Regions from separate parts of the Homo sapiens genome. Here region 2 is linked to region 1. Evidence: read pairs that join two places in POLR2A ChIA-PET (ENCODE). Cell type or tissue: CD4-positive, alpha-beta T cell. All regions are shown on one strand. Each heading gives the region's core, and the rest is flanking DNA. Links, peaks and the distances in the headings are about the cores only. Region 1 holds the start of LOC124902116 (a long non-coding RNA gene). Region 2 overlaps KDM4C (lysine demethylase 4C).

Evidence for each region. ChIA-PET counts read pairs that join two places held together with the same protein. Peaks named below come from ENCODE experiments on the same cell type or tissue, not always from the same donor. Only the 100,000 strongest peaks of a DNase experiment are listed, where the experiment ranks them.
Region 2: POLR2A ChIA-PET joins it to region 1 with 6 read pairs; 2 of 35 experiments call an interaction of 5 or more read pairs at or near these places.

What each region holds. Positions count from the first base shown.
Region 1 is chr9:6,067,353-6,071,747 of GRCh38, reverse strand. LOC124902116 (a long non-coding RNA gene) reads left to right here and starts at 3,456. Exons shown (of 2, transcript XR_007061410.1): 1 at 3,456-3,594. RefSeq lists enhancers at 2,489-2,548, 2,559-2,608. In CD4-positive, alpha-beta T cell, for the core only: no CTCF peak of the experiment used is centred there; a DNase peak (open chromatin) is centred at 2,647; H3K4me3 peaks cover 771 bases; H3K27ac peaks cover 1,159 bases.
Region 2 is chr9:6,833,214-6,837,608 of GRCh38, reverse strand. The region is part of intron 4 of KDM4C (lysine demethylase 4C); the gene reads right to left. It also overlaps the pseudogene ACTG1P14. Among named protein-coding and RNA genes, the nearest start is that of KDM4C, 77 kb to the right of the region's middle. RefSeq lists an enhancer at 2,287-3,008. In CD4-positive, alpha-beta T cell, for the core only: no CTCF peak of the experiment used is centred there; no DNase peak of the experiment used is centred there.

The DNA.
Region 1 (4,395 bases), core at 193-4,192:
TTTACATCCTGCTTTTTTCAATAACATAAGATATTATATTAAAATTTACTAAAACTGGGTATTTACATGAATGAAAATTAATCTTGACCCACAACACACACCATTCACAAAAATTAATTCAAGGTAGCTCATAGCCCTAATACAAAAGCTAAGACTATGAAGTTAATCTATAGAAGCTAAACACTAAAGCTACAACTATAAACAAGAAAAGAGAGGAGAATATCTTTGCAATCTAGGCAAAGCTTTTTTAGAACAAAAAATGCTCTAACCAGAAAAGACAAAAAAAGATAGATTAGGTTCATCAAAATTACTTTTACTTTTTGCTCATCAGAAGATGCTATTAAACTGAAAAAATGCAACAGATTGGGGAAAATATTTGCAATTTATATATCTGACAAAGGATTTGTATCCAGAACGTATAAAGAATCCCTATAAAATTCAATACTAAAAGGACAAACAATCCAAGTTCATTGCCTAAATTCACATCAAGTAGGTGGTCAAGTGGTTGCAGGTATCTCTCAAAAGAGAGCTGGAAGGATTAGTTTGAAGCAGAAGCATCCTTGACAGAGAGGATTAGCTACAATCAGGGAAGGAAACAGGAGTGAGGGAGAGTCTCAAGACATAGTAAGCAACTAAAAAATCCAATAAATATAACTAAGAGTTGAATATACTTTACTTTGGCTAAGTGGTCTGTATCAGTCAGCTTTTGCCGCATAACAAACAACCACAAAATCTCAGTGGCATACAATGTCCATCTATTTCTCACATGTCTGAAGTTGGATGAAACAACTCTACTTCAGGACTTGGTAGCTGGGGTGGTCCTACTTCTTTGGATCATACTTCTTCAGATACACACTTCTTGAATCAGCCAAGGTGGCTGTGCCCCAGATGCTTCATTCTAGGGCTCAGAATGAAGACAGAGCAGCTTCCCTGGAGACATTCTGCTCATGGTGATATAAGAGGCACAAGAGAGCAAGCTTCACTACACAAACATATTTCAAGTTTTTCTTTGACACAGAAAGTTACATTGCTTGAGTCCGAAGTCAGTGTGAGAACTACCCATCTTTAGAGTGGTAGTTCCCAGCTAGAGGAGATTCTGTCCCCCACGGGAGGATATTGGCAATGTCTAGAGGCATTTTTGGTTGTCACAATCGCAGGTGGTGAGTAATATACTGATATCCATTAGGCAGAAGCCATGGATGCAGTTAAACATCCTACAATGCCCAGTACAGCTCTCCACATTAAAGAATTATCCAGCCCCAATGTCAATAGTGCTGAGACTAAGAAACCCTGCTTTAGAGGGAGAAACTGAAAAGTTAGGTGGCAAATGGCATGGATACAGGAAAAGATGAAGAATTTAGGCCTTTAATTCAGTCTACTGCAGATCTTAAATATGGATTCTTCTGTTAGAATTCTTCATTGAAATCTTGTAAATAATTAGCACTTAAAGATGATGATAATATGGAACTTTTAACCTAATCTTAACAGAAGTAAAACTAAAAGTATATTAACCTGGCCCTCTCAAAGCCCATCAGAACTTTGATTTTCTGATATTTTTCTCCATGCCTGAGCTCCCACATATCATGCACAAAGAGGAAGACTGTAGGTCCTGGGCACATCCAAGTGCAACAGTTGTTTGCGCTTGTATAATTGCAGCAGCAAAAGCATGTGTCATTGGAGAATGTTCACATTATCACTTCTAAAGCAGTTCCAAAAAAAGAAAACGTCAGAAAATATTCTCAATAAGTCAATCCCCATAACATTGCCCAATCTCAAAATCAATCGCTGTTAAGTAATAAGAGAGCAGACAGTCATGAGTCTCCCTGTGGACTGGGTGTCAGGCTAGAAGTGGTCGTTGTTCGCTATTTTGAAGGTTAAGAACAGTTCAGGGCCGGGCATGGTTGCTCATACCTATGATCCTAGCACTTTGGGAGGCTGAGGCAGGTGGATCACTTGAGCTCAGGAGTTCGAGAGCAGCCTGGGCAGCATGGTGAAACCCCATCCCTACAAAAAAAACACAAAATTTAGCTGGGTGTGGTGGCACGGGCCTGTAATCCCAGTTACTCGGGAGGCTGAGGCAGGAGAACGGCTTCAGCCCAGGAGGTGGAAGTTGCAGTGAGCCGTGATTGTGCCACTGCACTCCAGCCTGGGCAACAGAGACTCTGTCTCCAAAACAACAACAGCAAAAAAAAACAGTTCAGGGAAACACCCATGTAGGGAAAGGGCGGTCAAGTCCTTGATATGTGGTTTTGGCCATAAATGGTATTTCTAGTGGCTAAGATTTTATATGAGCCTGGACAACATAACAAGACCCCCCCAACTCTACAAAAATAAAAATTAAAAAATTAGCGCACACATGTAGTCCTAGCTCTTGGGAGGCTGAGGTGGGAGGATCACTTGAGCCCAGCAGGCTGAGGCTGCATTATTATGCTATGATCACATCACTGCACTCCAACCTGGGTAACAGAGCAAGAACTTGTCTCAAAAAAAAAAAAAAAAAAAAAAAAAGGACCATTTTGATGCCTTGCCTTTGAAGATTACCTTAGCAATTTCATCTCCCTGAAAAACAAAAACAGATCAGAAACAAAAAGGAAAAGGAACAAAGCTATCTCATAATATTACAAACCATTGTTGTGAAGCCACAGCATGTTCTGCTGACACCCATGTCATTCAGTTAGCACCACTTCCTTATAGGAAAGAGAAAGTGAATGTAAGACATGTGGTGCAAGGTTAAGGCTATAGATTTAAAGCAGAAGTCAGGATATTAATGAGTGAAAAATTCAGAATATACTAATACATGTAAGGTGGGATTTGGCTGATATGGGCCTTTACTGACTGTATTTGCCTTTCAGGAGTATATTGTTAGCCTGCAAACAACAGAATCCTTTCTAGCTAGTCTAAGAAAAAAATAAGGTGGAGAGATTCATTAAACAATAACTGATAGCTCACAGATTCTCTGGGAGGATCAGAGGCCAGACTCTGAGGCCACATAGCCAAACCCAGTGCCCAGACCACACTTTGGGTAAGGCGGGGGTGCGGGTGCTTTTGGGGGAATGTCACTGTCATTGTCATTAAACATCTATAATGCTCAGGATAAAGTACCAGAAGATCACTCCCGCTGTCTGTGACTATCTCGTCACACTGCCCTTGAAGAAATCCTGGTCTCATGTGGATACATATGATTCATAGAAAATAGGTCACATGATTGCACTATAACTACACAGGAATCTGAGCATGTGTAAGTTTTCTGGCTTCTACATTGAGAAGGTAGTACACACAATGTAGAAAATACAAAAATGAAGGCGAATCTTTGATGTTGTGTGGCCACTGAAGGAGAATATCCACTATAGGAAGAAAGAAGGAAAGTAAATAGTAACCAGGGTTCCGTACCCTGAACTGGCAGACATGGTTAAGCCTTCAGCTTAGTAGGACTGCAACACAGGCTGCTGCAGATCTGGAAGATGAGATGCTGCAGGATTCTTGTTGACCTCACTAAACTTCTTGACTCTCCGTTTCCTTGTCAAGACAGCTGGGCACTCTTCAGGATCTGTGGATACTTCAGGGGTTCACAATCGCAGTCTAGTCTTTAAGAAGGTAATAGTTTCTTTGAAATTATTTATTTTGTTTCTGTAAAATGACTGTCCTAATGTTTGAAATTTATGTTTTTAGCTAAAAGCTTTGGTCTCCTGATAAAATTACGTCCCAAAAAGGGTAAATACTCTGTGGCTGTCATTTATACCCAAATGTAGATGACTTAAAGATCCTTTCCTGCAAGCTTGCCCCTTTCCTTTAAGTTGGATGTTCTGTTACTTGCAACTGAAAGCATTAAAACTGATTGAGTACCACTTTCAAGCCATCAGTAACTCAAAAATACATCATCTTAAAATAAGAACAAGTGGTTCTTATTTTAAGACTGGGGGCTGTGCCGTGCCATCCTGTTCAACTACCAGGAACAGGTTCCCCAACCTGCTGTAAGACCTCAGCTGTCATCCCTCTTTGGGAAGTTCTTTGACTATGAAGATCTGCCTCAACCAAAGTCACACTCCCTTCCCTGGATGCAGCCCACACAGAATGGCTGGTCAGCATGAGCACATAAAGGCTGGGCTACCTATCCCCTACTCAGGATAACCCTCAATGACCATGCCAGCATGAGAGCTTCTCATGTAGTCAGCTGGGGCTTTTGTTGTGATTACATCACAGCTCATCTTCCCCATCTGTCCAATCCTGCCTCCTTCCCTTCCACAATTGTGGATTCCAAGGGCACCCCCTAATATACTTCCTCATGCCAATCTTCACTGCAGTCTGCGTCCTGGTAAACTTTACCTATGGTAAGTGGTATTTATTAGTTAGGATTAAGTTCAGATGCAGGTGATCAACAACCAACACAATAATGGT
Region 2 (4,395 bases), core at 252-4,251, 770 kb before region 1:
ATTCTAAGCCATTTTTAATCAGAGAGGTGCAAATTCACATAACATATTTTACAGGCACAAGAATGACATCAAGTAGTAAGATATTAAGCGTGAAGACTGGATCAGCATGAAGAAGCTTTTAAAGCTGATGGAAATGTTCTGCGACTAGACTGGTGATGGCTGCACGAAAATCACTGAAGTATACACTTAAAATGGGTGAATTTTGTATTGTATAAATTATAGCTCAATAAAGCTGTCTTAATAATGATTATAAGCTGGGCAGAGTAGCACACGCCTGTAATCGTAATACTTTGGAAGGCTGAGGCAGGCGATCACTTGAGTCCAGGAGTTTGGGATAAGCCTGGGCACCATGGCGAAACCCCATCTCGACAAAAAATACAAAAATTAGTTGGGTATGATGGTGCAAGCTTGTGGTCCCTGCTACTCAGGAGGCTGAGGTGGGACGATCACTTGAGCCCAAGAATCTGAGGTTACAGTCAGCCAAGATCGTACCACTGCACTCCAGCCTGGTTGACAGGGCAAGACCCTGTCTTAAAAAAACAAAAATGATATACAGTGCTAAAGGAATATAAAGTGATACAAACTCTTAGAAAAGCAATTCAACAGTATCTGGTAAAGTTAAATACTCTATGAGCCAGCATTTCCATTCCTACGTAAATACCTTTGAGAAACTTTTACACATGTACATCAGGTACCATGTATGGGATGTGTTCACAGCAACAATATTTATTTTTAAAAAAAAAGAAAGAAAATGTTCACTGGCAGCAGAATAAAAAAAAAGTTGTAAATTCACAAAGTAGAATATTATACAGCAAAGAAAATGAATGAACATTACAATAGCTTACAAAATAATATGGATCAACTGGGAAATACTGTTAGGTGAAAAATATCAAAGACCCAGAAAACTACACAAAGTGATACTATTTTTAATAAGGTCAAAAATAAGCCAAACTAAACATATTGTGTTAAAATACGTGCATGCATGAGAAAACTATTTTTTACAAGGCAAGAAATCAAACACAAAATTCAGGCCACCCCAGAGTGATGGGGGTGGCATAGCAGGAAAGGACTAAAAAAGAGTGGTTGGTCCCTGAGCAGTGCTGTTAATGTTGTAGTTGTTGACTGCATGGTGAGTTTGGGATATTCAAAATCATTATGCTTTAAAACTTAAATATATTGTACATATATAAATCAAATATTAAGATTTCAACAAGCTGATTTATTTATTTATTTTTTTGAGACAGAGTCTTGCTCTGTCCCCCAGGCTGGAGTGCAATGGCATGATCTTGGCGCACCGCAACCTCCGCCTCCCATTTTTTTGTAGAGATGAGCTTTCACCGTGTTGGCCAGGCTGGTCTTGAACTCCTGACCTCAGGTGATCCGCCCGCCTCAGCCTCCCAAAGTGTTGGGATTACAGGCGTGAGCCACCACACCCAGTGATTTTTTTAAGTTGTGCACTTTTATTCAACTGGTCTCAAGTCAGTGTACAGGTAAGCCCTGGCTGCCTGTACCCACTCCCAGGGAGACCAAAAGCCTTCATACATCTCAAGCTGGGGGACAAAAGAGGGGGGCCACGAAGGCTGATCATTCAAAATAAAACAAACTTAAAAAGTATTAAGGCAAAAATTTAAAAAAATTTGCATTACCTAATTTACAAGAAACCTCCCCTATGTGGACTCGGAGGAGGACTAGGCCATTCTCCTTAGACACAAGTCGGGTGGCTTTTAGGAGGGCAAACAACTTCCTGTAACAATGCATCTCACGATATTTGGAATGACTATTAAAAAAAAGAACAATGTACAAACAAGAAATAGAGTCCTCAGCCACACTGCAGAAATTTGGGGGATGTTCACTCCAACCGACTGCTGTCACCTTCACCGTTCCAGTTTTTAAATCCTGAGTCAAGCCAAAACAAAAACAAAAACAAAAACAAAACAAAACAAAAAATAAAGCCATGCCAATCTCATCTTGTTTTCTGCACAAGTCAGGTTTTGTCAAGAAAGGGTGTAACACAACTAAGTCACAGTCCGCCTAGAAGCATTTGAAGGATGGATGATGGAGCCGGACTCATCATACTCCTGCTTGCTGATCCACATCTGCTGGAAGGTGGACAGCGAGGCCAGGATGGAGCCGCCAATCCACACAGAGTGCTTGAGCTCAGGAGGAGCAATGATCTTGATCTTCATCGTGCTGGGCGCCAGGGCGGTGATCTCCTTCTGCATCCTGTTGGCAACGCTAGGGTACATGGTGGTGCCGCCAGACAGCAATGTGTTGGCGTAAAGGTCTTTGTGGATGTCCACATCACACTTCATAATGGAGTTCAAGGTAGTTTCATGGATGCCACAGGATTCCATGCCCAGGAAGGAAAGCTGGAAGAGTGCCTCAGGGCAGCAGAACTGCTCGTTGCCGATGGTGATGACCTGGCCGTCAGTCAGCTCATAGCTCTTCTCCAGGGAGGAGCTGGAAGCCGCCATGGCCATCTCCTGCTCGAAGGCCAGAGCAACATAGCACAGCTTCTCCTTGATGTCACGCACGATATCCCACTCAGCCGTGGTGGTGAAGCTGTAGCCACGCTCGGTAAGGATCTTCATGAGGTAGTCAGGTCCCGGCCAGCCAGGTCCAGATGCAGGATGGTGTGGGGGAGGGCATATCCCTCGCAGATGGGCACACTGTGGGTGACCCCGTCACCGGAGTCCATCACGGTACCAGTGGTACAGCCAAAGAAGTACAGGGACAGCACGGGCTGGATGGCCATGTACATGGCTGGGGTGATGAAGGTCTCAAACATGATCTGGGTCATCTTCTCGCGGCTGGCCTTGGGGTTCAGGGGGGCCTCGGTCAGCAGCATGGGATGCTCCTCGGGAACCACATGCAGCTCCCTTTAGAAGGTGTGGTGCCAGATCTTCTCCATGTTGTCCCAGTTGGTAATGATGCCATGCTCGATGAGGCACTTCAGGGTCAGGATGCCTCTCTTGCTCTAGGCCTCGTCGCCCACATGGGAGTCCTTCCGACCCATGCCCACCATCATGCCCTGGTGCTTGGGGTGCCACACGATGAAGGGGAAGACGGCCGGGGGTCATCGTCACCTGCGAAGCCAGCCTTCCACATGCCGGAGCCGTTGTCGACGACGGGCGTAGCAATATCATCATCTATGGTGAGCTGGTAGCGGGTGTGGACAGGCAGCAGAGCAGTGAGGGCCAGGGTCTGTGCTCACGGGGCGGACGTGGTCTTGGCCAACAAGATGATTTTTAAAATCATGACAAAGAGACTATCGGCCAGATGGGGTGGCTCATGCTGTAATCTCAGCACTTTGGGAGGCCAAGGCGAGCAGATTGCTTGAGCTCAGGAGTTCCGAAATCAGCCTGGGCAACATGGCAAAACCCTGCCTCTACTAAAAATACAATTAACTGGGCATGGTGGCGCACGCCTGTAGTCCCAGCTTTTTGGGAGACTGGGGCACCAGAACCGCTTGAACCCAGAAGACGGAGGTTGCAGTGAGCCAAGATTGCATCACTGCACCCCAGCCTAGGTGACAGAGCAAGACTATCTTAAAAAAAAAAAAAAAGACTATCTCTTGAGTCATATCCCATGAGGCCACTTCTGTCCTGGCACCACACACGGCAGGATCTTACTGACAAGAAGATAGTGGTATATTTCTCAAAAACGACAGAGGCATTTTCTTAAGCAGTGACTCCTAAACAAACATTCTTCACGGCTCTGACAGATGTCAAAAAGTATAAATCACTGGGCTGCGGATTGGACAAACTTAAAATGGCAACCGCAGAACAGAACTCTTCACAATTCTCTTGGTCAGAATCAGCTAGTGAATAACTATCTCGTTAAGGCCTGGAGACTTCTGTCTTGCTTTGCTTTAGTACTGCCACCTGCAGCAGCTAACACTGATTCAGTACATACCAGGGAGCAGGCCCTGTACGAGGTGTTTTATTTATGTCACCTCATTTTGTCCTGCCAGCTAAACACTACCATCAACTATTATCAACACTGTTTTATAAATGAGGGGACTGCAGCAAAGACAGATAACTTGCCAAGACCTCACAGTTCATAATCACAGGGCCGGGGTTCAAGGGTGAGAATGAAAATTCTAACCCATGCTGGCTCTATTGTTTCTGAAGCCACGTGGCCAAACGATAAACCAGTAAGTCAACTCTGACTACACACTTTTTATATCATCAGGGAGGGAGAAACTTCCCTCTATCTCCCAATATCTAGGAAAGTCAGTACTTTGGTAACTACATTTTCTATTTTTTTTAAAAGACTCCCTGTCAAGAAGATGTTTTTAAAAATACTGGCATAGAGGAAGTGCAGGATATACTCACAGATATGCATTCTGTTTTTTAAAAAAAATAGGCTAAATAGAAATATTAATTTTATTTT